Regions from separate parts of the Homo sapiens genome. Here region 2 is linked to region 1. The links are chromatin contacts, found by Hi-C or POLR2A ChIA-PET in ENCODE. All regions are on one chromosome and are shown on one strand. Each heading gives the region's core, a stretch centred on a gene start or an enhancer-like site at or near the end of the contact. The rest is flanking DNA. Distances are from core to core; before and after follow the strand shown. Region 1 holds the start of ONECUT2 (one cut homeobox 2). Region 2 holds the start of LOC105372135 (a long non-coding RNA gene).

What was found. A loop is a pair of places that touch in the nucleus more often than their neighbours do. ChIA-PET counts read pairs that join two places held with the same protein, here RNA polymerase II (POLR2A).
Region 2: a loop to region 1 is called in a map of PC-9, with 7 times the contacts of the local background. The contact joins the enhancer-like site here to the promoter of ONECUT2 in region 1. A Hi-C loop is called at or near these places in 1 of 168 maps with a recorded cell type or tissue (PC-9). POLR2A ChIA-PET finds 5 or more read pairs at or near these places in 1 of 52 experiments (AG04450).

Annotation. Positions count from the first base shown.
Region 1 is chr18:57,432,890-57,440,225 of GRCh38, forward strand. It overlaps ONECUT2 (one cut homeobox 2), which reads left to right and starts at 2,485. Exons shown (of 2, transcript NM_004852.3): 1 at 2,485-4,055. The coding sequence starts at 2,828. RefSeq lists enhancers at 1,211-1,791, 1,792-2,371, 4,486-5,241, 5,998-6,753 and a silencer at 2,365-2,414.
Region 2 is chr18:56,572,767-56,580,102 of GRCh38, forward strand. It overlaps LOC105372135 (a long non-coding RNA gene), which reads left to right and starts at 731. Exons shown (of 2, transcript XR_935514.4): 1 at 731-936; 2 at 1,611-2,399. Within about 2 kb of position 4,310, at least 3 of the 41 ENCODE cell types and tissues checked have a DNase peak (open chromatin) inside an H3K27ac peak, as active enhancers do.

The DNA.
Region 1 (7,336 bases), core at 1,235-3,734:
ATGAAATTATACACAAAGAAGCCAATACGATTTCATGATTTCCCTGAGATCGCCAATATTGATCGAGGGAAGGCGGAGGGATGGTGGGAGTGAGGGAGGAGGGAGGGAGGAAGGAAGGAAGCGAGGCAGCGAGAAAATGCAACTCACCTTTCTGCTCCCAGGCACACCGAAATATAATTCCCAAAAGCAGGTTTATCTCAGTGTCCTGGCAAATGAGTTTAACATTTTGAAAATTTATTTAAATGGCAATTTATATACCTAGGTTTCTGTATGGAGGAAGCATCAGCCTAGGGTAACTGGCCACTCCTTGAGACTGAAGCCAGCAGAGCAGCAGAGGCTACCTTAGCACTGGGGCATATCAGACCCACTACTTCCCAGTTCTGCTTCTCTCCTGCTGTATTTCAGTCCCTGTGCACTCATGGACCAAGAACAGGTTGCACTCTCGTGAACTTTTGCTCAACTCAGTATTATATTTCAAACATTAACTGACTCAAATCATCCCAAGTGTCCAGATGCCATATATAAGGTAGGGAGTGCGAAGAGAGACAGTAGGAGGGGGTGAGGAGGAGAGGAAAAACAGAGAAACCAAAATCTGAGTTATTTTACCTGGCTCCTGTTGTGACACTAGAGATGTGAGCAACCAGAAAAGTATGTCTGGCAAACCAGAGGATCTGCCGCTTTCTTACTCAGGCTTTGATAACACAGAGAAGACGCTATTTGAAAGAATAATTGGCAGCGTATTGGCCAGAGCTCAATGAAGTTGATCTATGAATAACGTCACTGTACATTCATGTGACAGGGTGGGGGTGGGGGTGTTGCTCTGAAGCAAGAAGAGAGAGGAGGGCGGCAGAAAAGGTCACTGAGACTAAGAACTGTTTTCCAAATGAATCAAACCTTTCTCTGGCACCAAGAAGGGACATACAGTATTCCGAGCTCTGCCCTTGTTTTCTTATCAAGTTTTCTCTAACAGCTGGAAGTGGTTGAAGGGGGCTGTCTTAAGGAGACCCCCTGCTCTTCTTTTGACAGCTGATCAAAAGAAAATAGGTCACGCTTCTCAAACTTATGTCCACCCTGTCCTTAATTACTGTCTCTTTAAACAAAGGCAACATCTGCGCAACCTCAGCTAGCTTGAATCTTCGGAGGCAAACAGAGCGCAACCTGCTTTGGAAGAATCTTGTTACGTTTAAGGCTTTATGCCGGGTGTTGGCCTCTCTGTCTTCAACTACCCCTCCACCCCGACTCGGACTGCAGAAATCTCCAACTCTCTGTCCCCCAGTTCCACTCCCACCTCCAGACCTGGGGTTGCCAAACAACGGAAATTCTAGGAAGACGTAGGTGCGGTTTTTAAAGCCTTGGCTTGTGAGCGTTCTCAGGCTGGCCGGGGCGCTGGTCTTTTCAGAAACAAGGTTTGAATATGCAGGTGTCAGCCAGGATTCCTTGTCGTCTGCCCACCGCCGTTTCTCTCCCGGGATTTGAGAGAAGCGGGAGTGTGTGTGTGTGTGTGTGTGTGTGTGTGTGCGCGTGTGTGTGTCTCGTGTTAGGAGAAAGGTCCGTGGTTGCCGTCTCAGCTGGTTTGCTTACTCTCTGCCCCCAGGAGAAGTTTGCTCACTTGGGACACCAGCGACCCTCCTCACCTCCACCTCACCGGTTCTACACTCTCCCCACTTCTTTCCAAGTCGCTGATGCAGAAAGCACTTGGTCACCTTGAAACGGCAGCTCCCGGAATTCTAGTTTTGTTTTGCAATCTAGCAGGGCTCTTCGGAAGCCTCATAACTGAGATTTATGGGCTCACCGGGTAATTAAATGATGTTATTGTGTTAACTTTGCATGCATTACTGCTGCCCGCGCCGCCCGTGGGCCGCCGGCCGGCCGCAGCTCGCTGGCGACGAGGGCACTACAGTTGCTCTGACCGCGTAGATTATGCATGTCCCGGCCTCGGGAATTTACCATGCATTAGAATACATTAGCGCCTGCATTTTAAAAGGCTAAACTATTGGCTCCCAGCTAGGGACTCTCGGTAAGTGGCTTGTTAGTGACGAGTGTTTGTCTATACTGGCACATAGCGGAGTCTTTTGCTCCCGGCTTACTCGCCTCCAGGAAAGCTTTGGGGTGAGGCGAAGGCGATTGAAGCAATGCCCCTTCCCCCAGATCGCAGCTGCTCAGGGGGGACACAGCACGGCATCTTTCACCGAATCTCTCTCGCTCGCTCGCACTCCAGCCTCCCTCTCCCCAGCGACCCCCCCACCTTCTCCTCCCTCCCTCTCCTTGACGTTTGATTCCAGTAGCAAAGGAGGTAAAAAAGGCACCGAGCCGTCAGCCAAACCTGAAAAGTGCGGCCCCGCCCCCTCCACAGCCACTGGTAGCTTCCCGTGGAAGGCCCGCCTCCCGGGGCAGCTGCGGCCTCGGAGTGGTTGCGCTTGGCGCCCGTCGGGCGTGGCCCCGCCCCAGGTCCGGGAGGGTAGGTTGGCTGCCCCGGCGAGCGGCAGAGCCCTTCTGGACAGCTCCCGCTCACCCAAACAGAAGACGTCGGCGCCGGAGCGGGCTCGGACATGGCGAGGCTGCGAGCCGGCCCGAGCGGCGGGGCCCGGTGATCCCTCCCTCCCTCCCCGTCCCCTCCCCTCTCCCGCACGCACGCCCCGTCCGCCCCCACCCCGCCCCCACCCCGGGCGAGCCCGCCCGCAGCCCGGGGCGCACACCCGCACGCGCACTCCTCTCCACTCACTCCCGCGCCCGCCCCCACTCCCGCAGCCGAGCCCCGCCACGCGCGCCTTGCCCGCCCGCCGGCCGCCCCCGCCGCCCCCGCCGCCCCCGGGCCCTGATGGACTGAATGAAGGCTGCCTACACCGCCTATCGATGCCTCACCAAAGACCTAGAAGGCTGCGCCATGAACCCGGAGCTGACAATGGAAAGTCTGGGCACTTTGCACGGGCCGGCCGGCGGCGGCAGTGGCGGGGGCGGCGGCGGGGGCGGCGGGGGCGGCGGCGGGGGCCCGGGCCATGAGCAGGAGCTGCTGGCCAGCCCCAGCCCCCACCACGCGGGCCGCGGCGCCGCTGGCTCGCTGCGGGGCCCTCCGCCGCCTCCAACCGCGCACCAGGAGCTGGGCACGGCGGCAGCGGCGGCAGCGGCGGCGTCGCGCTCGGCCATGGTCACCAGCATGGCCTCGATCCTGGACGGCGGCGACTACCGGCCCGAGCTCTCCATCCCGCTGCACCACGCCATGAGCATGTCCTGCGACTCGTCTCCGCCTGGCATGGGCATGAGCAACACCTACACCACGCTGACACCGCTCCAGCCGCTGCCACCCATCTCCACCGTGTCTGACAAGTTCCACCACCCTCACCCGCACCACCATCCGCACCACCACCACCACCACCACCACCAGCGCCTGTCCGGCAACGTCAGCGGCAGCTTCACCCTCATGCGCGACGAGCGCGGGCTCCCGGCCATGAACAACCTCTACAGTCCCTACAAGGAGATGCCCGGCATGAGCCAGAGCCTGTCCCCGCTGGCCGCCACGCCGCTGGGCAACGGGCTAGGCGGCCTCCACAACGCGCAGCAGAGTCTGCCCAACTACGGTCCGCCGGGCCACGACAAAATGCTCAGCCCCAACTTCGACGCGCACCACACTGCCATGCTGACCCGCGGTGAGCAACACCTGTCCCGCGGCCTGGGCACCCCACCTGCGGCCATGATGTCGCACCTGAACGGCCTGCACCACCCGGGCCACACTCAGTCTCACGGGCCGGTGCTGGCACCCAGTCGCGAGCGGCCACCCTCGTCCTCATCGGGCTCGCAGGTGGCCACGTCGGGCCAGCTGGAAGAAATCAACACCAAAGAGGTGGCCCAGCGCATCACAGCGGAGCTGAAGCGCTACAGTATCCCCCAGGCGATCTTTGCGCAGAGGGTGCTGTGCCGGTCTCAGGGGACTCTCTCCGACCTGCTCCGGAATCCAAAACCGTGGAGTAAACTCAAATCTGGCAGGGAGACCTTCCGCAGGATGTGGAAGTGGCTTCAGGAGCCCGAGTTCCAGCGCATGTCCGCCTTACGCCTGGCAGGTAAGGCCGGGGCTAGCCAGGGGCCAGGCTGCTGGGAAGAGGGCTCCGGGTCCGGTGCTTGTGGCCCAAGTCTGCGCGCCGAGTCACTTCTCTTGATTCTTTCCTTCTCTTTCCTATACACGTCCTCTTTCTTCTCGTTTTTATTTCTTCTTCCATTTTCTCTTTCTCTTCCGCTCTTCCCCTACTTTCCCTTCTCCCTTTTCTTTTTCTTTCTTACTCTCTCCTTGTCCCTGAGCTTTCATTGACCGACCCCCCCCCATTTCATTCGCCCTCCCCTCAATGTGCCAACCTTTGCCCTATTTCCGATCTTCCCAGGTACTGGGAGGCGGGATGGGGGTGTGCGTTTTCCTCTAGGAGCCCTGTCTTTCCAAGACCCACAGAAACCAGGACCTGCCCTTATTCAAAACCCCATGCACTTCAAGTCTCTTTTAGACAACACATTTCAATTTTCCGGGCTGACTAGTCTCCCTGTGCAGAGGCAGTTGAGAGGCTTTGCTCTGCAGAGGGAAAAGAGCTCTCTACTCTCCCACCCACCATATAGGCAAACTTATTTGGTCATTGGCTGAAGGCACAGCCTTGCCCCCGCGGGGAACCGGCGGCCAGGATACAACAGCGCTCCTGGAGCCCATCTCTGGCCTTGGCGTTGGCGCAGGGACTTTCTGACCGGGCTTGAGGGGCTCGGGCCAGCTCCAATGTCACTACCTACAGCGAGGGCAGGGTGTAAGGTTGAGAAGGTCACATTCACCGCTTTGGGAGGACGTGGGAGAAGAGACTGAGGTGGAAAGCGCTTTGCCTTGCTCACCGGCCGTCCTTGCCCCGGTCCCAGCGTTTGCTGGGATTTGCCAGGATTTGCCGGGGCTCCGGGAGACCCTGAGCACTCGCAGGAAGAGGTGCTGAGAAATTAAAAATTCAGGTTAGTTAATGCATCCCTGCCGCCGGCTGCAGGCTCCGCCTTTGCATTAAGCGGGCGCTGATTGTGCGCGCCTGGCGACCGCGGGGAGGACTGGCGGCCCGCGGGAGGGGACGGGTAGAGGCGCGGGTTACATTGTTCTGGAGCCGGCTCGGCTCTTTGTGCCTCCTCTAGCGGCCAAGCTGCGAGGTACAGCCCTCTATTGTTCTAGGAGCACAGAAACCTCCTGTGTGGGCGGCGGGTGCGCGAGCTAGAGGGAAAGATGCAGTAGTTACTGCGACTGGCACGCAGTTGCGCGCTTTTGTGCGCACGGACCCCGCGCGGTGTGCGTGGCGACTGCGCTGCCCCTAGGAGCAAGCCACGGGCCCAGAGGGGCAAAATGTCCAGGTCCCCCGCTGGGAAGGACACACTATACCCTATGGCAAGCCAGGGTGGGCGACTTCCCATGGATCGGGTGGAGGGGGGTATCTTTCAGGATCGGCGGGCGGTCTAGGGGAACAATTCGTGGTGGCGATGATTTGCATAGCGCGGGTCTTGGGATGCGCGCGGTTCCGAGCCAGCCTCGCACAGCTCGCTTCCGGAGCTGCGAGCTCAGGTTTCCACCCCCGATCCCCCGGGCTTTCCTCGCACCGCTGAGCCCAGCTTGTGGGGTGCACTCGACCAACGCCCGACAGGGCTGGGGAATGTGACAGGCAGCAGGTTCACCCGGGCTTGGGGAGGGGGAGTTTCCGCTTTGACAGCATTTTCCTTTGCCGTCTGCTGGTGGATTCCTATTCCCAGTCGGTAATCGCCCCGCAGTGTTGATCTAAGAAGGTAAAGAAAACTAGGTTTCCCTGCAAAGAGCCTCCCCCAAATCGGCGGACTCCGGATACTTTGAGTGGATTTAGAAATTTATGTAATCTTTCTCCTTTAGTTTATTTTTCATCCTCTCCTACAGTTTTCTCTGATTTGCTGTTGGTTCGGGGCAAGATAAAGCAGCCAGTAGAGAGCGATAATAATAGCGGCGGGAAATGAACTGGAGACTGGCTGACAGTTCTTAACATTTTGTCATAGATCCCCCCGAATGTCCCAGGCTGTCTCTGGTGGGTTTTAGTACCCGCCGGCTTCTTGGGCACCGGGGACCAGAAGGAACTTGGCAGCTGGTCTTAGGGGTACAGTTAAAGGCAGGATGACAGCTATTCTCCTGCTCATCTCAGAGCGCTGCCGCCCCCTCATGCCGGTCGCGCAAAGAACACAGCTTTTAAAAAACACGTGCCTTCTGCCCATATAGGTCTGAAAGTGATGAGGAAAGTAATGCTTCGCCTATTAGCGAGTTTCAGCTTTTAAAATGATCCCAAGCGTTGCTGAGATGAGAAAGCGTGGCATCCCGGGGGTCCTCAGCCCCACCCGCGCCCATGGTGCAAGTCTGCAGGGACAGGCCCGGGACAGCACTGCCCACGCTGCTAGATTTTCCGCAGAGGATCGCTGAAGCTGCCTTCGTGGGAGACAGAATGCCTCCTCCAGCGAGTGGAAAAGGCCTGCTGAGGACCCCGCTTTGCTCGAGCATTCAAATGTGTGTCTGTTTTATTACCCTGGGTTGAAAAGGGACAAGAGCTTTAGCCTTTTTATCTGGCCATTTTATCAGCAACTACAAGTGTGTTGAGTGGTTATTATTACATAGGAGGCTTTTCAGTTTGGGGTCAGTAGATCAGTCTCTTCAGACACTGATGCAGAAGCTGGGACTGGTAAGTAGGTATTATGTGCTCGGAGCGCTAGGGGACAGGAGCAAATGGAGAAGAAAAGCGGAGGCTTTCTCCGCCCGGAGTATCGATCGGAATCCCCGCCGGTACGCCGCAGAGGGCCCTCGCCGTTGGGCCCCGGGGGTTTAACAAGCCCAGCCGCTCCGCAGGCGGCTCGGCCGGACTCTCAGACCGGTGCCTGGAAGACACCGTCCCTGCCCCCCTCCCGCCAAACCTGCCTCTTCTCTTTCTCTCATAGGTTATAGGTTCCCTTTCTCTCTCATTTTGGCCCCGCCCCCGGGTCCTGCCAAACAGCCAAGCAGGCCGGGGTTTAGGGGGCTCAGAATGAAGAGGTCTGATTTGGCCAGCGCCGGCAAAGCTCACCCTTAGGCGAGGTCACAACAGAGGCAGGTCCTTCCTGCCCAGCCTGCCGGTGTAGTCACAGCCAAGGGTGGCACTTGAAAGGAAAAGGGAGAAAACTTCGGAGAAATTTAGATTGCCCCAACGTTAGATTTCAGAGAAATTGACTCCAAATGCACGGATTCGTTCGGAAAGGGCGGCTAAGTGGCAGGTGGTTGCAACCCCGCCCGGTCGGGCCTTCGCAGAGGTTCCCCAAGACCAGCCCTTGCAGGGCGGTTTTCAGCAACCTGACA
Region 2 (7,336 bases), core at 3,060-5,559, 860 kb before region 1:
GACGTGGAGAACCTTTATGTCTAGCTCAGGGACTGTAAATACACCAATCGGCACTCTGTATCTAGCTCAAGATTTGTAAATTTGTAAACACACCAATCAGCACCCTGTGTCTAGCTCAGGGTTTGTGAATGCACCAATCTACACTCTGTATCTAGCTACTCTGGTGGGGCCTTGGAGAAGCTTTGTGTCCACACTCTGTATCTAGCTAATCTGGTGGGGACGTGGAGAACCTTTGTGTCTAGCTCAGGGATTGTAAAGGCACCAATCAGCCCCCTGTCAAAACAGACCACTGGGCTCTACCAATCAGCAGGATGTGGGTGGGGCCAAATAACAGAATAAAAGCAGGCTGCCCGAGCCAGCAGTGGCAAGCTGCTCGGATCCCAGCCCACGGTGTGGAAGCTTTGTTCTTTCGCTCTTTGCAATAAATCCTGCTGCTGCTCACTCTTTGGGTCAACACTACCTTTCTGAGCTGTGACGCTCACTGCGAAGGTCTGCAGCTTCACCCCTGAAGCCAGCAAGACCACGAACCCACCGGGAGGAACTAACAACTCCAGACGCGCCGCCTTAAGAGCTGTAACACTCACCGCGAAGGTCCGCAGCTTTACTCCTGAGCCAGCGAGACCACGAACCCACCAGAAGGAAGAAACTCAGAACACATGCGAACATCAGAAGGAACAAACTCCAGAGGCGCCACCTTAAGAGCTATAACACTCACCGCGAGGGTCCGCGGCTTCGTTTTTGAAGTGAGACCAAGAACCCACCAATTCCGGACATGCGTGGACTCACTGAGAAGCAGCAAGTTGGCGTTGACTTAGCCCGCTCAGTGTGCAGAGTGGGTTGAAGAAAAGAATAGACCACATCAGAGGAGTAAAGGGGTGGGGGCAAAAGCCAGAGAAGGTGGGACCTTGGAATCACTGGAATGACTTTGCTTCCACTGTGAGTAGACGGCAGAGCCATTGCAAGTTTGGAGCAGAGGAGTGTTGAATGACTTTAATAGCTGCTCTGTTGGGCATAGATTCAGGGAGGACGGGGCAGGGTAAAACCAGGGAGATAGTAACAAGGCCATTGCAATCATGTAGATGCTAGATGGTGGCGGATTGTAACCTCACCTCACACTGATTCCATGATGAACCATGGTTAACTCAGGGAGGGGCGCTAATGAAGTCAAGGCCAGGGATTCTCGTGAATAACCTTTGGGTAGGTGATCTGGAAGCGAACCTGAGCTTCCAGACCTTTGGAGGGCCTTAGCTGTACTACATTTCAGTACTCCTAAAGCAAGTTTTTCAGAAGATTGCTCAGGCTAAAACACCAAACTTCTTTGCAGTGAGCTGGGCTAGCATCAACTTGAGGCTGAAACCTCGGCTTTCTGTACTGATCAGAAGGTTGAGGTTGATAGCAATACCTGTCTGCAAGTCATTGCAGTAACAAATACTTAACAAATGGGGTTTGTTTTGTAGACCTAATCTTTGAAGACATAAGGCCCACTGTGAGGGGAGCAGTTACTACATTCAGCCCTTGGTAGTAAAATCATAAGAACCATCGATGTAGATGATGGCAATAGATCACATTTCCACTCCCACCCACGCATCTCTGTTCATGATTCCCTGCAGGGCCAGGTGGAGATGTGTGCCTGGGTCGGTATAAACCTCTCTCTGTGTTTCAAGAACACACCTTTGGGAAGGTGACAGTGTGGTGGTGGGACAGCAAACTGCCAGTCTAGAAAGCTACTCCAGGCCTCAGTTTCTCATCTGTGGAATTAAGACATTGGCCTGTAGATCCATGGGATCCATCAGGGATCACCCCAGCTCTAAGCATCTATGATACCGTGGGAATGGAGATGAAGATATTTCATTTAACATCTGGTCAAGAGTCCAAGTAAACAGGTGAGCAACTCTCTTGCATACCTAGAGAGTGTGAGCATGAGTAAATCCTTTCACTCTTGGAATGAGAAGGAAATAGTAAACCCACTTTCTAGGCTAATCATGTGATATTTTACCAAACTCTGAGTTTAGAAAGATGTTATATAATCTGGCTTTTATTGCATGTATTTAGATCGATTTTATCAAGCCATGTTCCCTGATACATATTAGGATTGCACCTCAAAGTCTTGGGTAGCCTTAGGTCATATTTCAGCTGTGGTTCTTTTGTTTAGAGCAAGAAGTATGTGGAAGTATTTTGTTTTGTTTTTATCAATCTTGGTAGCTCACGTGATGTCCTTCAAGAGCCAGCCATACTCTGGGGCTTATCGTCTTGGCAGAAAAAGCAACTGTCCAGAGGTCAAACAAGGGCCTGTTTCCTCCCCTGCGAGCCAGCTGAGACCTTCCATTCCCAGACTGAGTTTCAGTCCTTTAGTTTAGCCTTAAGGCTTTGTTCCCTAATAAAATGCAACACACTGGAAAGACTGCCACTAAGTTACTCTCAGATTTACTTTACAAGGATGAGTTGAGATCAACTTTTGATGAGCAGAGGAGGGCCAAATAGACCATGTGTCCTTGGGAGGGAAGAGCTGTGTCCCTGGGATGGGGAGCATTTTGGAACCAGAGGTTGGAAGCACCAAAGCCGAACAGTTCCTTCTCACCAGTGCTTCCCAGGCAGAGCCTCACAAAACAGCACAATTGTGGCAATTCCCCTGTGAGGCTTCTTTAAGAACCCTATTTTCCCTGGTTTAAGTAAACTCAAATATTTCATTTGTATTTCTGTAAGCACACATTTTCAACTCTTGCTGCCTTCTTGGCTGTTGAATGACTGTCATCACCATGTGTAGAATCATGGATCTAAGAATCCTCAGTGTCACTTAGTCCAACTTTCTTCCCCAAATAGTCTCTTCTAGGATATCTTCCCCATTGATGGCCACTATGTAGGTGCTTGAACCTTTGCAGTAACAAGGACTTCATTGCTTCATAAGGCACTGTGTTACATGATGGACTATTGTATTTTTAGGAAGTTCTTTTTATTGAATCAAACTTTATCTCTCTAAACATCAATTGATCATTTCTAGTCTCCCAGAATTACTTTGGTTAATGGATCTCAAAGTCTAAATTCAAACATTGTCACCTAAGCATTGAGGTCCTCCCCTTTTTTGTTCCTCTCACTAGTCTAGTTTTATGAACAATCCTATGAAACCTCGATGACCACACATCTGACAAGCCCATTACTGTTTCAAAAGGAAAGGAAGGTAGGGATCTACAAGCTAATGTCTCCAAAGCAGATCTTAGCACAATTCTGATTCTGCATCCAGCACATGACATTCTCCCTGGAGATAATCCCAATGCCTGCTTAATAGGTTAGAGTCCCAGCGTTTAATATCTGACCGCATTAAGAGTTTTTAACATCTCACTTAAAATTAATCCATAACAGATATTTTTGACATAAAACTCAAAAGGAAATAGCTTCCTACCCAAATTAACTACAAAATCGGGAAAAACTTTAAAAGTTTCTGTATTAGACTGTACACAAGCCTGCCTACTGTATTTAACTGGACTCTTCATGACATCTAGTGGCGAAATCTGGAAAAGTTTCCAGTACTCTAAACGTGGCAGAAGGTGGGAAAACAATTTTTAATCCTATTTGATATTCACTGTTTGAATATTATGTTTTGTGAAATCGTAAACTGAATTCATCTGTCAATCCATTATAATAGTATACTCATTTTTATTTTAGGCATATCTGTGGCTTTATACCTTTTAAATTTGGGCTGACTTTGAAATCAATCACATCTATTTTTTCACGGATGTCAGAAAGAACCACATTGGTTTAGGGGGAGAAAAACATTCTGGATAAGCATAAATAACAACATTTTTAGCTGGAAACACACCACAAAAATGTTTTGCATAACTGTATTCATCTTCAAATGTAGTTTTAAGACTCAATTCCTGTGAAATCTGAGTCATTTATAGCTAACCTTGAATGTATTGTTATTCACAATTAGAAGTAGATAAATTTCACAGGCAGAGAAGCTGACAAGTCTTTAAGACTTCACACTTAGTTTTGCAGGAAGAGCTGAAGTTAATTAGAAGTGATTATACATACATTGCATGTGTGTGTGTATTTGTGTTGTTGCACACAGACACCACGAAGGCCTTGGGAAGGTTGCATTTTTTATGTTTTAAAAATAAACATAATCTCCTTCCCATGTGTTGCTATAAGCCCAGTAAATCTAGGAAGCTCAGCAGGGTTGAACAAGGTCATTTCTCGTCAGGACTCCAAGGGGGAGCAGGAAGCAACCCTGTGCATCAGATGCTGGCATCCTAATCCCTGCTCAGCAAGAGCTTCCCAGGCATGTGGGACAGGTCGTGCCAGCGCCGACACACTGGCAGACCGAGGCTCTGACGCCAGCCACGCTCCGTATCAGCACTGCGGCTCCCTACCTACCGTGCCCCTGGAAGACGAAAATATATCCTCACTCTCACAGTAAAGGCAGGATTCCAACCGAGTCTGCTCACTTCTTGGTTCTGGTAAACAGGAAAGTAGTCATGAAAAGATACATCTAATCACTATCTCAGAATCAGGGAGGCTTTATTGATTTGGTTTTTTGTCGAATTTAAATATATGTTAAATAAATATATAAAGATATGTAAATTATTTTGTTGAATTTAAGATATATATTTAAAACAAATGGATAATTAATGCATATTTAAATTCAACAAAACCCAAAACAAATGAAGAAAAAAATATAGATATATATCTCCATAGATCTTCTGCTACAGAGAAGAAACAGAACATATACCAAAAGACATTATAAACATGTAGGTAAAAACAACTCCAAAATAATATATAAGAAACAGAGAGTGGTGTTTCCCTGTGAGAAAGATCTGGAGACTAGAAGTGAGGGTAGAGATATGGAGATGAGGAAATCATTTTTCTCTGTATACTTATACTCTTTGAAAACTAGCTGTATTACCTAGTAAGAAATATATTTCAGCCGGGCGCAGTGGCTCATGCCTGTAATCCCAGAACTTTGGGAGGCTGAGACAGGTAGATCACTTGAAGTCAGGAGTTTGAGACCAGCCTGGCCAACATGGCAAAATCCTGTCTTTACTAAAATTACAAAAAAATTAGCCAGCTATGGTGGTGTGCACCTGTCATCCCAGCTATCGGGAGGCTGAAGCAGGAGAATTGCTTGAACCCAGGAGGAGGAGGTTCTGGGTAGCCAAGATTGCACCACTGCACTCCAGCCTGGGTGAGAGTGAGACTCTGTCTCAAAAAAAAAAAAAAAAGGTATTTCAATTTTGAAATACCATAAATAATTTGGCCCAAAATTTGTCCTCACCTTGGTGTGAGGTGATATAGGTCTTTGGATATATGATTTTAAAAATTAATAAGGTGACTTCTGTTTTCTGGTTTAGACTATAAGGTGCTTAAAAGTCACCATTCTGGCCAGGCATGGTGGCTCAAACCTGTAATCCCAGCACTTTGGGAGGCCGAGGCGGGCAGATCACCTGAGGTCAGGAGTTCAAGACCAGACTGACCAACGTGGTGAAACCCATCTGTACTAAAAATACAAAAATTAGCTGGTCATGGTGGCACACACCTGTAATCCCAGCTACTAGGGAGGCTGAGGCAGGAGAATCGTTTGGATCAAGGAGGCAGAGGTTGCAGTGAGCCGAGATCACACCATTGCACTCCGGCCTGGGTGACATCTCAGAAAAAAAAAAAAAAAAAAAAAAAAGTCACCATTCCATCCAAACAACAAGTGAAAAACTAAATATACTGAAAAATCAACAACTCTTCTTAGATCCATCAGCTCCTCACAGAGATCTATCAGTGAGGTCACAGGGGAGGCCACCGCCCCAAAAATTGGAGAGAGAGGCAGATACAGGGAATCACAATGTACCAGAGCAGAAGCCTGCACAGAAACCAGCACCAGGGTAAGAAAATCTAAACTGTGACTGATGAAGTGATGGAGGCTCCATGTGGATAAGCCTGAGAGATAAGAACACAAGGGGACCCAGTAATAGGATGGGACCCCACATTTTTATTTTACTTCCAGGGGTCTCACGATGAAGATAGAGAAAAATCCCCTTGTGCTTCCCGCAGGAGGAGGGGAAAAGCAACCATTTTGAAATTTGCCTAAGTATGCTGTTCGTAACAAAGACTGCTCTCGGTAGAAATTATTTTACCAGAGCTTAACTAGCTGGGGTTTTACTGGAGCTTATCTGACCTGGGGGAGGGGGAATACCCAACTCCAGCCCCCTTTAGCCACCCTGTCCCACCCAAGGAGGGCAAGGGGGTACTAAGAAGAATTTGTGAAGTTCACAGGGCAGAGGCACAGGCTCACTGAGACTGAGACCTACTCATAGGACTATAGAACATCCCCCTCCCCTGCACCTTCCATGATATTACTAAAAGCCTATTTACCACAGTATCTTTTACCTAGTACCTCGTGTCCACCATACAATAAAAAATTACAAAACATACTAAAAGATAAACAACATAACCTGACGTGACTAAAAGAACATCAGAACCAGAGCCAGATTTGGAAGGAAGGTTGGCATTATCAGAGCACGAATTTTGTACAACTGTGATTTATATGCAAAGGGTTTTAATTGAAAAAGTAGACAACATGCAAGAACAGGTGGATAATGTAAGTAGAGAGATAAAAATTCTAAGAATCTAAAGAAATGCTAGAGATAAAAAGCACAGAAATGAAGAATGCCTTTGATGGGCTCGTTAGTAGACTGGCGATGGCTAAGAAAAACATATCTGACCTTGAGTATATAATGTTAGAATCTTCCAAAACTGAAAAGCAAAGAGAAAAAAGACTGAAAACAACAGTGACAACAACAAGAAGAAGAACAAAAAAACAGAACAGAATATTCAAGAACTCTGAGACCACTGTAAAGTGTAACATATGTGTAATGGGAATTCCACAAAGGGAAGAAAGAGGAAAACAAACAGAAGCAGTATCTGAAGCAATAATAACTGAGAGTTCCCCCATATTAATGCCAGACACCAAACCATAGATCCAGGAAGCTCACAGACTTTCTCAGACAGACAAAAACTGAGGGAATTTGTTGCCAGTAGACCTGCCTTGCAAGAAGTGTTGTTAAAAATAAGTTCTCCAGAGAAAAAGAAATTGATATAGGTCTAAATAAAGAGCATTGGAGAAGAAATAAGTGAAGGTAACATAAAAACTTTCATTTTTCATATTCTTAGTTGATCTAACAAAGTTTGTTAAAAATAATGCCAATAATATATGTTATTTTACGTATGTTTATACAGATGCACGCTTATTTATACTTATGTGTAAGTGAAATAAATGGCAAAAATGATACAAGGCATAGGAAGAAGAAATTAGGATTATATGCTATGTAAGAAGCGGTATAGTGTTTTTTGA